Regions from separate parts of the Homo sapiens genome. Here regions 1 and 3 are each linked to region 2. A link is a contact called in ENCODE Hi-C or POLR2A ChIA-PET data. All regions are on one chromosome and are shown on one strand. Each heading gives the region's core, a stretch centred on a gene start or an enhancer-like site at or near the end of the contact. The rest is flanking DNA. Distances are from core to core; before and after follow the strand shown.

Region 1 (2,918 bases), core at 52-2,551, 390 kb before region 2:
CTGTCCTGTTCACACTTCGATCAGAGCACTTATTACACAGTATAATGACGACGTGATTATGTATTTATCTCCCCTCACCAGAGCTCTGGAGGGCAGGAATCCGAGTACCACAATACAGGATGCAGAGCAGGCCTAAAATATTTATGGGAAGGATGGGAGCCGGACTATGATGGATCGCTTTAAATACCAGGGAAAGGACTTTCCACTCAAACCAAAATTCAACAGAGTATTAAATTTTCTTGCACAGAGGAATGACTTGCAGAATACAGTGTGCCATAAAAATGCACCCGGTCATTGTGTGAAGTTGGATGGGAATGTGGCAAAACCAGTTAGGAAGTTGCTGAGGTGACTCTGTCCATGGAGAGGAAGAACTACATCTAAAAGGCATTTCAAAGAAAATACAGGCCAGGCACGGTGGCTGTCGCCTGTAATCCCAGCACTTTGGGAGGCCAAGGCAGGCGGATCACGAGGTCAAGAGATCGAGACCATCCTAGCCAATATTGTGAAATCCTGTCTCTACTAAAAATACAAAAATCAGCTGGGCGTGGTGTCGTGCGTCTGTAGTCCCAGCTACTCAGGAGGCTGAGGCAGGAGAATCGCTTGAACCCAGGAGGAACCCAGGAGGGGGAGGTTGCGGTGAGCCGAGATCGCGCCAGCCTCGTGACAGAGGGAGACTCCGTCTCAAAAAAAAAAAAAAAAAAAAAAAGGAAAGAAAGAGAAAATACAAACAAAAGCTGAGATTTGCTGAGTTCCTACCATGTGCTACGCAATGCCAACAACAAGGTGGCATGGAATAATCCTCATGTCTGTTAAGTGGGTGGGGGTAGGAGTGGGGGTAGGAGTAGGGGAGTGTCACACATCTGCAAACGGTAACGTTGAACTTCCAAAGTAGGTCCATCGGGCTCTCAGGACCCGCGGCTGTCCGAGGCCTCAGTTGCCTCAATTAGTCTTAGGCTAACTTCCTCCTTGCGCTGGGGGGTGGGGAATACTTTCCCGTGCGGAGGCCTCAGCTCCTCAATGTACAGAGAAGAGCCTTGCAGGGCCTAAACACTGGAGTTCAGGGATCCTTTATCAAGCTGCCAAACCTTTTCAGGGGCTTGGAAGGACACCTAAGGGCGGAAGCGGGCGCGTTGTGGCCCCCGTGGGGCAGTGGGAAGGCAGCAGGGCCTCGCGGGCGGAGGCCGGAGCGCCGCTGACGCCGGAGCGGAAGCCGCTGAGTCATGGTGGGGGCAGGAATGCAGCGCATTTGGAGAAGGCCCGGGACGCCGGCGGCTCCAGCATTACTGAGCAGTGACTTGGCGTCCGCACCTTCACTGCAGTCGGGAACCACCAGTGACGGCGGTGACCGGAAGAGCTGAGTCACCGCAGGCGACGGCGAGCGACGCCGGCGGGGAGGGGCTGACGCGCCTGGGGCCGCGCGCCTGGGCTCCAGGGCCCCGCGCGTCGCCACGATCCCGACGTTGCAATCCCCGCCAGCTCGGCGGGGGCCGCACGGGGCTGGGTCTCCCGGATCCCGCCCGGGGATTGGAGTCTGAGGCTGAAATTTGAAATCTTGAAGTGGCCCCAAGCCACAAATACTACAGACTGGTTTCAGTGGGAATTAGGACCTTGTGAAAGGAGACAGCAGTGCCCCAAAGACTGGGTAGATTTTGAAGATCAAAGGCACTTGCCTAGGAACAAAAATGATTTGCCTGACTCAGTTCCAAAATGCAGCAAATAATAATTAAAGCGAAACACACACGCACTGTTTTTTTTAAATGCAAGAGCAAAACTTTTAAAATTCCAAAAGAAAATAAATCTTGGTTTCCGAGATGAATTCGTCAAAGGAAAATATCTTGGGGCCCCCATATCACTAAGCTAAAGGGAAAAGTCAAGCTGGGAACTGCGTAGGGAAAACCTGTCTCCCATTCTATTCAAAGTTACCCCTCTGCTCACTAACATAAATGCGTTATCTGATTGCCTCTTTTGGAGGCTGGGTGCGGTGGCTCACACCTGTAATCCCAGCACTTTGGGAAGGAGAGGCGGGCGGATCACTTGAGGTTAGGAGTTCCAGACCAGCCTGGCCAACATAACGAAATCCCGTCTCTACTAAAAATACAAAAATTAGCCGGGCATGCTGGTGGGCGCCTGTAATTCCAGCTACTCGGGAGGCTGAGGCAGGAGAATCGCTTGAACTCGGGAGGCGGAGGTTGCAGTGAGCCGAGCTCAGCCACTACGCTCCAGCCTGAGCAACAGAGCCAGACTCCCTCTCAAAAAATAAGATTAAAAAAAAAAAAGAATCCAGGCTGGGCACGGTGGCTCACGCCTGTAATCCTAACACTTTGGGAGGCCAAGGCGGGTGGATCACCTGAAGTCAGGAGTTCGAGATCAGCCTGGTGAACATGGAGAAACCCCTATCTCTACTAAAAATATATAAATTAGCTGGGCGTGGTGGCGGGCGCCTGTAATCCCAGCTGCTTGGGAGGCTGAGGCAGGAGAATCGCTTGAACCCGGGAGCAGAGGTTGCAGTGAGCCGAAATTGGGCCACTTCTCCCCAGCCTGGGCGAAAGAGGGAAACTCCATATGAAGAAAGAAAGAGAGAGAGAGAGGGAGGGAAGCTCAAAAGAATGCAACCATTTGTCTCCTATCTACCTATGACCTGGAAAGCCCCCATTTCCAGACCAAACCCGTGTTGATCTTATATATGTCGATTGATGTCTCATGTCTCCCTAAAATGTAGAAAACCAAACTGTGCTCTGACCACCTTGGGCACATGTCCTCAAGGAGGTCCTCAGGGCACGTATCCTCAACCTTGGCAAAATAAACTTTTTAAATTAACTGAGACCTATCTCAGATTTTCGGGGTTCACAAGTTCTAACAGGATGGGAGTTTTGCAGAGGGAACTTTCCAAAGGTCCCTGAAACTTGCTTGGTGGTACC
Region 2 (3,258 bases), core at 93-2,592:
CAACACACTTCCCCAGTCACACCTGCTCTTTGGAAGGTTCCAGCAAGGCTGTGGAGAGGACCCAAGGGCCTGTGACTGCCACCTCCCAGTAGACCCCAAGGACCTCCAGCCTCTGCTCTCCCCTCAAGGGTCCTGTCGCTCCCTTGGTGGCCATTAGCTGTGGTGGCCAGAGCTGTTCTCCACTCTACCTCCCAGGGCCTCTATCAGCAGCTGACGGTTCCTGCGGCTTGTAATGTTCCTGCTGATCTGCCTCACTCACTACCCGTCACCGCTGATGAACTTTCCCAAAAGTCAGCCCAGAACTCCTTAAGGGAAGGGGCAGCCTCGTTGTGGTAGTTCCAGCACCCTGTACCAAGCAGGTTCTTAGTAAATGCTGACTGTTGAGTGGCCCCTTTCTGAAATAAATTCCTTGTTCTCAAATATATCCTGGATCTGGTCCCCTTGGGTCCAATCAGCGCTTGAACCAGACAGCAATGACTGACCACCTCTACTCAAGAGTTTCTGGTTTATTTGGAGCCTCTACCCCACCCAACCCTAAGGCTGGGAACCCTTTTGCCTTCCTTTTTTCTTAAAGGAAGTTAATCCCAGCACATGTGAAAGATGGACCATCCATCCCAATGCCTCATGTCCTGGGCTTCATTTCTCCATTTCTCCCAGGGCACCCTGGGAGTCTACATGCAAACAGAGATACTAGAAAGTTAACTTCCGGAAACCCCCTTGATAGGCCAATTCGTCCCCTTTTCTCTCTCTCCATGTGATTTTTTTTTTTCAAAAAATATCTTTTGTAGTTTTTTTTTCCTTATCACCAATACATACCCAATGTGGAAAACTGAGAAAAAGCAGGTTTGTAAAAAGAATAAAATGCTTCGCCATAATCTCACTCTGCAGACAACCTACAATGGCAAAAATCGCAATTAATTTTGCACCAACCTAATACTAGGATTTCAGTGCACAGCCTTCCAGGCCTACATTTAGGTTTGTTTGAAACAGGAACATGCGGTTCAACCGCCAACCTGAGCCCGCGTCCCCTAAGGCCAATACCACCATCCTGACCCTCCTTGGGAGGTCCTGAAATGACCCCAGTTCCAGGGGCAACGAAATGCATACGCTTTCGAGGGAAGGAGGGGAGGAAACGACCCTGTGGCGCAGGTCTGCACGGCCAAGGGGGTTCCCTGAGCTGGTGGAGCGGCGTGGCGTGGCCTAGGAAGTCCCTGGGCGAGGGAGGCGGGGCGCGGCGTGGTGGGGGCGACTGGGTGGTGCAGGCCTGCGCACGCGCGCAGCCGTGGGCGGGACGGGCGGCCTGGGGGCTTCGCCGCCAGGTGGCAGGCGTGCGCCACGCCCGCAGGTTCCAGCCCCGACCCGGGCGCGCGGGGCCGACTAGGGTCGGGTCCAGTGTGCGGTGGTCGCTCCGCTCCGGGCCGCTCCGCTCTGGGCGTCAGGGCGCGGGGAGCTGCCCCGGGGTTCTGTCCACCGGGGAGGAAAGCCACGAGCACTGAGCGCCTCCTGAGAGCCAGCCCTGACGTGAACTCATTTTATCTGCCACGACCCAGAAGGTGGGCGCAATTTTCCTATGTTCCAGGTGTGAAAAGTGAGGCTCAGGGAGCTAGGCAGTTGCCCAAGGGGACACAGCAGTGACGGCTCTGGGACGAAGCCCAGGTGTCCAGACGCGATGGCCTCTTCCCGCGTTCTCGGCGGGTACGGCGCGCCGCCTGCCTGCGGCCCGCGGGGAGGTGGTCGGGTGGCCGCCCCGGCTCCTCCTCGGGCCCCTGAGGATTTCCGGCCGGGACCCCGAGGAGGGCCCTGTGGCCTTGCGGCATCCGTGGTCACGATTCCAGCCCCACACGGCCTCCCGCCAGTCCCTGCGAGTGCCCAAGACGGGGCCGCCCCTCCCGTCTCCTCCCTTCTCTCCCCTCCCCGGCGTCTCCCGCCGAGGGCGCTGCAGGCGGCCTGGTTGGGATGAGGGCGGGCAGGCGGCCCACAAGCAGGGGCCTGTTTCCTGACTCGTTTGACCCTGGCTGTCCCTGCGGAGGCCCCAGCAGACCCAGCAAGGTCATCTAGGGCGAAATTCCAGTCTGAGCCCTGAGCAGTGACTTAAGTTTTCCCGATAAGGCTCAAGAAGGGACACAGATTGTCCTCCCCACACCCCGCACTCTGTCAGCACCTCCACTCTGGTGAAGCCTCTGCTGCAGACAGCCCGGCTCGAGAAGAGACAAAGATAGACTTGGGACAGATAAGGACAGAGACAGCCAGGGAGAGAGGGGCAAGGAGCTCAGAGGTGAAGATGGGGCCGCGCCGATGGGGAGGCAGCGGGTCTGCGGCCGCCGAGATGGGAAGTGGGCCCTGGAGCGGGCTTGCCGAGCCTACGACCGGGGCTGGGATGTTGGAGGAAGACGCGGTCATGAGGGCTGAAAAAGAAGGGGTTTTTGGTATGGTAGAAAAATGGATTGGGCTGGCAGCTCGAAGGCCACAGCCCTGTACCTCTGGGCCTGGTCTCGTGTGTGCACCTGGGACCGGTGGGTGAGGGGTGATGTAGAGTCAATGAGGGACGAGCTCGCTGAGTCTCCAGGAGGCAGGAGTGGAGAGGGCGAGGGAGGGAGGGTAGGACCTGTATACCTACGGTGGAGGGGGCAGGCGGGGGACAGATGCTGCTGGGCCAAGACTACTGAGTCTCTCCTGCCTGCTGGAGGTCCCTAGCTCAGGACTTATTCCATGCACACTCTGATAGAATATTTACGCCCAACACTAACTGTTTGGCTTGGCAAATAAGCAAAGCCATAAAGTCACAGCTGGCCTGTAGGCTCCCAGTCACCATGTGCAGCTGAGTCACAACCACTTCCCCCACCCCCTGGGGAGCAAGCGCCTATGCTCATGCCTGCACTCAGACACATATCCACACAGATACCCACAGATGCCGCGTGCCACTGAGTCATAGCTACCTCCTCAGAGAGCACGTGCCTGCATGTACTTGCACACAGGTCCCCACAGATGCCATATACACCTGAGTGTGAGTCATCATCACCACTGAACCCTGAGGGAGGGCACCCAGAGTGTGTTCTGCCATCCTTGCTTAGAGATACCCATATACACACATATACAGATATGTGCCCACCACACATCCTGTTGTACCTGCTGCATCATACCAGCAGATCAATAAATGTTTGTGGAATGAATGAATGAGTAAACAAATGAATGAACTAACAAGTGAAAACGTGAGTGACAACCACACTGCGTGGATACTCAGTAAAATTGGTTGGGGCA
Region 3 (3,325 bases), core at 794-3,293, 360 kb after region 2:
CCCAGCCATGCCCGGCTAATTTTTTATATTTTTGGTAGAGACGAGGTTCCACCACGTTGGCAAGGCTGGTCTCGAACTCCTGTCCTCAAGTTATCTACCTGCCTCGGCCTCCCAAAGTGCTGGGATTACAGGCTTGAGCCATCACGCCCCGCCTGTTTTTTGTTTGTTTGTTTGTTTAATAGTATCCAACCTAATGGGTGCGGTGTGACATCTCATTGTGGTTTTAATTTGCATTTCTCTAATGATTAGTGATGTTAAGAAACATCCACATAATAACATCCAGTCAGAAATACGGGATCAGCACTCAGAAGATAATGCATAGATAGGTAATGGTTGAAATACAATTAGATGAGAGACAAAACTTTCAAGTAAGACTGGTTTGCTTCTTCCATCTAAGACAGCCTGCTTCTGTCTTTGAAATCTCTCCAATCTCTCCTTTTTCTATATTCTTTCAATCCAATTCTGCTCTTAAGAAAGGATTTAATATGACTTGAGGAACATTTTTTATTTCTCCCAGGGACATTTATGTATGAAGTCTTAACACTGTTAAAGGAAAGATATATCCCCCTCCCACCACCACATGGTAAGGAGGATGGGATAAAGCCTTAAGACTTAGCTACAAGGCAGAGGTATGCAGGGCTAGTATTCTCGAAACCAATTTTACATATGACTAGCAGCTGATCCCCTATTTCACCTAAGACTGACAATTTTTAGAAACAAAAACAACCAACATTGATATAAAAATATGCTTTTGTACAAGCCAAGCATTTACTTGGGAACCTGTAGAATAAATTACAGTTGTCCTCTTTTACCCACAGTTTCATTTTCTGTGCCTTCAGATCTGAAAATATTAAACAGAAAATTCTAGAAATAAATAATTCATAAGTTTTAAATTTCATACCATTCTGCATAGTGTGATGAAATCTGTCACCACTCCATCCAGCCTCGGACAGAAATCACTCCTTTGTCCAGTGAATCCACAATGTGTATGCTATCTGCCCACCTGTTACTCACTTAGTACCATCCTGGTTATGATGACTGCTGAAGTATTACAGGGTTTGTGTTCAAGTAACCCTTATTTTACTTAGTAATGTCCCCAAAGTACAAGAGTAGTGATGCTGGCAATTCAGATATGCCAAAGAGAAGCCATAAAGTGCTTCCTTTAAGTGTAAAAGTGAAAATTCTCAAGTGAATAAGGAAAGAAAAAAATCATATGCTTAGGCTGCTATGATCTATGGTAGGAATAAATCTTCTACCCATGACATTGTGAAGAAGGAAAAAGAAATTCATGCTAATGTTGCTGTCACACCTCAAACTGCCAAAGTTACAGCTACAGTGTATATAGTAAGTGTTTAGTTAAGATGAAAAAGGCATTAAATTTGTGGGTGGAAGACAGGAATAAAAATGTATTCCAACTGATGGCAATCAAGTGGGTACTGTCCACAGTTTCAGGGTGGGAGTCTTCGAACATATACTCCTCAGCTAAGTGGGGACTAATATATATTTATGTATTTTAGAGTGCACAGCTAGAACTCAGAACAGGCCCTAAAAACTTGCTTAATATTTGAATTATGAGACTTTTCCAACATCTCACTTGTTCAACACCCTCAATTATGTGGCACACAGCCAAGGTCCTAAAAGTAGGCCAAACAAGCAAACTATAAAAAACTAAAATTAGATATCACAAATCTTTATTAAAAGGCACTTGATTTTCCTCATAGGAGAATCATTTGACACTCACTCAGTTATTAGATACTATTAGTTTACACATAATTCTAGCAAATTCAACTAGTCATTTTCCAATTTATAACAAATGCATTTACACTGGGGGTGAAGATGGAGACACGGGAGTCTCAGCACGCACAGTAGGCTAGGTCAGCCCTTCATACCTGCACACTTACACATTACTTGTATGCATCATTTACTAGAGTAGATTACAAGAATTGAAACTCTATAGAATAGCCTTAGTCATCAAAGGTTAAATTATATTAGTATGTGCTCTCAGAAATATGCATAGCTTGTACAGCATGTAGTTACACACACACATACACACCCATACCTTGTCTCCGTTTTTCTTCTGCTTTCTGCCAAAAGCTATTCAAACCTCAACCATTTCATGAGTCACCACACAGGCAGCTCTTACTTTGGCTTTACCTCTCCCTGCTTGGTTTCACCACTCCAATCACCTGGCTCAACTATAGAAAACCCTTCTGATTTTCCCTACTGAAGGAAACATCAGGGTTAGAGTGTCACAAAACACTACAAAACCGAAATGAATCCATGTATGCTCATCTTTGAAAGAGAAAGTCAGGGAGGAAGAGTTCGACAAACAGAAACAGGAATAAGAAGGGAAACATAGGGTTCAGCTCACAAATACTTGCAATTTATTTGAGTACAAAATATTCATTCCTCTAAGTAGTTTATTTATGACAGACACTTTGAGGTACTGTATACTCTAATCACTTGTTCTACTTTATCTGTCTTTAACATTACTAGGAAAAACTGAAGGATTTCCCTGTTATCTGGGTAGTTTTATAAATCCCGACAATAAAAAATCTACCAAGAGAATGTGATATTTAAGTTTTTGTATTCATATTTTTAAAATTCTTTTTAAAAATACAAAAATTAAAATCACTTATCCCTACTTGAAAAAAGAGAGAGAAATCTACTTCCTAACAGTGCCTAATGGTTATAGATCTCCACTAGTTCCTGTTGTATTCAGAGTCGAGTTTAATCTCTCTCCCCTAGTCTTGACTATAAAGTCTTCCTTACAAAAAAAAAAAGAAAAATATTTTCCTTACTTCCACTAACATAAATAAGCTTTATTGTCTGCATTATTCAGACCTAGGTATAAACATACACATGTAATAATAGCTTTTTAAAATAAAAATGTACATTTGTCCACATCTTGCTTTTCTCACTTAACAATGTCATTCTTTTCTACACTTCTCAAACATGGTGTATTTACCTAACAACAAGACTACTGAGACGGTTTTCAGTATTTTGCTATTCCAAGAAACACCAATGAATATGCTTATAACAAATTAGAATCTCACTATTAAAGTGTGAATATGAACAGCCTAACACTAATAGTTAGTTATAGAAACATTTTATGGTTTGGCCAACCTGATAGCCAAAATCTTCATTCACTTTTATTTTAGATTGCCTTTAAAAAATTATGACTGAGATTGCAGGCAGCTTCTCATGGTTTCTGGCAATATGTGTTTCTTCAGTGAACTGACAGTTTGTATTTTTTTGGTTGTTGTTTAGTTTTACTATTAAGTTCTAAGGTGTTTTTGATCAAGGTAATCAACCTTTGTATCTT

Evidence for each region. A loop is a pair of places that touch in the nucleus more often than their neighbours do. ChIA-PET counts read pairs that join two places held with the same protein, here RNA polymerase II (POLR2A). Pooled maps may share reads with other maps.
Region 1: a pooled map shows a loop between it and region 2 (5-fold over the local background). The contact joins the enhancer-like site here to the promoter of SBF2-AS1 in region 2. A Hi-C loop is called at or near these places in 6 of 50 pooled maps. POLR2A ChIA-PET finds 5 or more read pairs at or near these places in 3 of 52 experiments (B cell, IMR-90 and activated CD4-positive, alpha-beta T cell).
Region 3: a map of mammary epithelial cell shows a loop between it and region 2 (2.6-fold over the local background). The contact joins the enhancer-like site here to the promoter of SBF2-AS1 in region 2. A Hi-C loop is called at or near these places in 2 of 168 maps with a recorded cell type or tissue (IMR-90 and mammary epithelial cell) and 3 of 50 pooled maps.

The regions. Positions count from the first base shown.
Region 1 is chr11:9,363,175-9,366,092 of GRCh38, forward strand. No RefSeq gene overlaps it. Among named protein-coding and RNA genes, the nearest start is that of IPO7, 20 kb to the right of the region's middle. RefSeq lists enhancers at 537-1,736, 1,372-2,073 and a silencer at 1,367-1,546. Within about 2 kb of position 1,302, at least 41 of the 41 ENCODE cell types and tissues checked have a DNase peak (open chromatin) inside an H3K27ac peak, as active enhancers do; they include B cell and IMR-90, where a contact is called at or near this core.
Region 2 is chr11:9,756,951-9,760,208 of GRCh38, forward strand. It overlaps SBF2-AS1 (SBF2 antisense RNA 1), which reads left to right and starts at 1,343. Exons shown (of 3, transcript NR_036485.1): 1 at 1,343-1,553. LINC02709 (long intergenic non-protein coding RNA 2709) reads right to left here and starts at 2,583. Exons shown (of 3, transcript NR_033972.1): 1 at 2,479-2,583; 2 at 817-893. RefSeq lists silencers at 1,153-1,552, 1,673-1,792.
Region 3 is chr11:10,120,913-10,124,237 of GRCh38, forward strand. The region is part of intron 2 of SBF2 (SET binding factor 2); the gene reads right to left. Among named protein-coding and RNA genes, the nearest start is that of SBF2, 170 kb to the right of the region's middle. Within about 2 kb of position 2,044, at least 4 of the 41 ENCODE cell types and tissues checked have a DNase peak (open chromatin) inside an H3K27ac peak, as active enhancers do; they include mammary epithelial cell, where a contact is called at or near this core.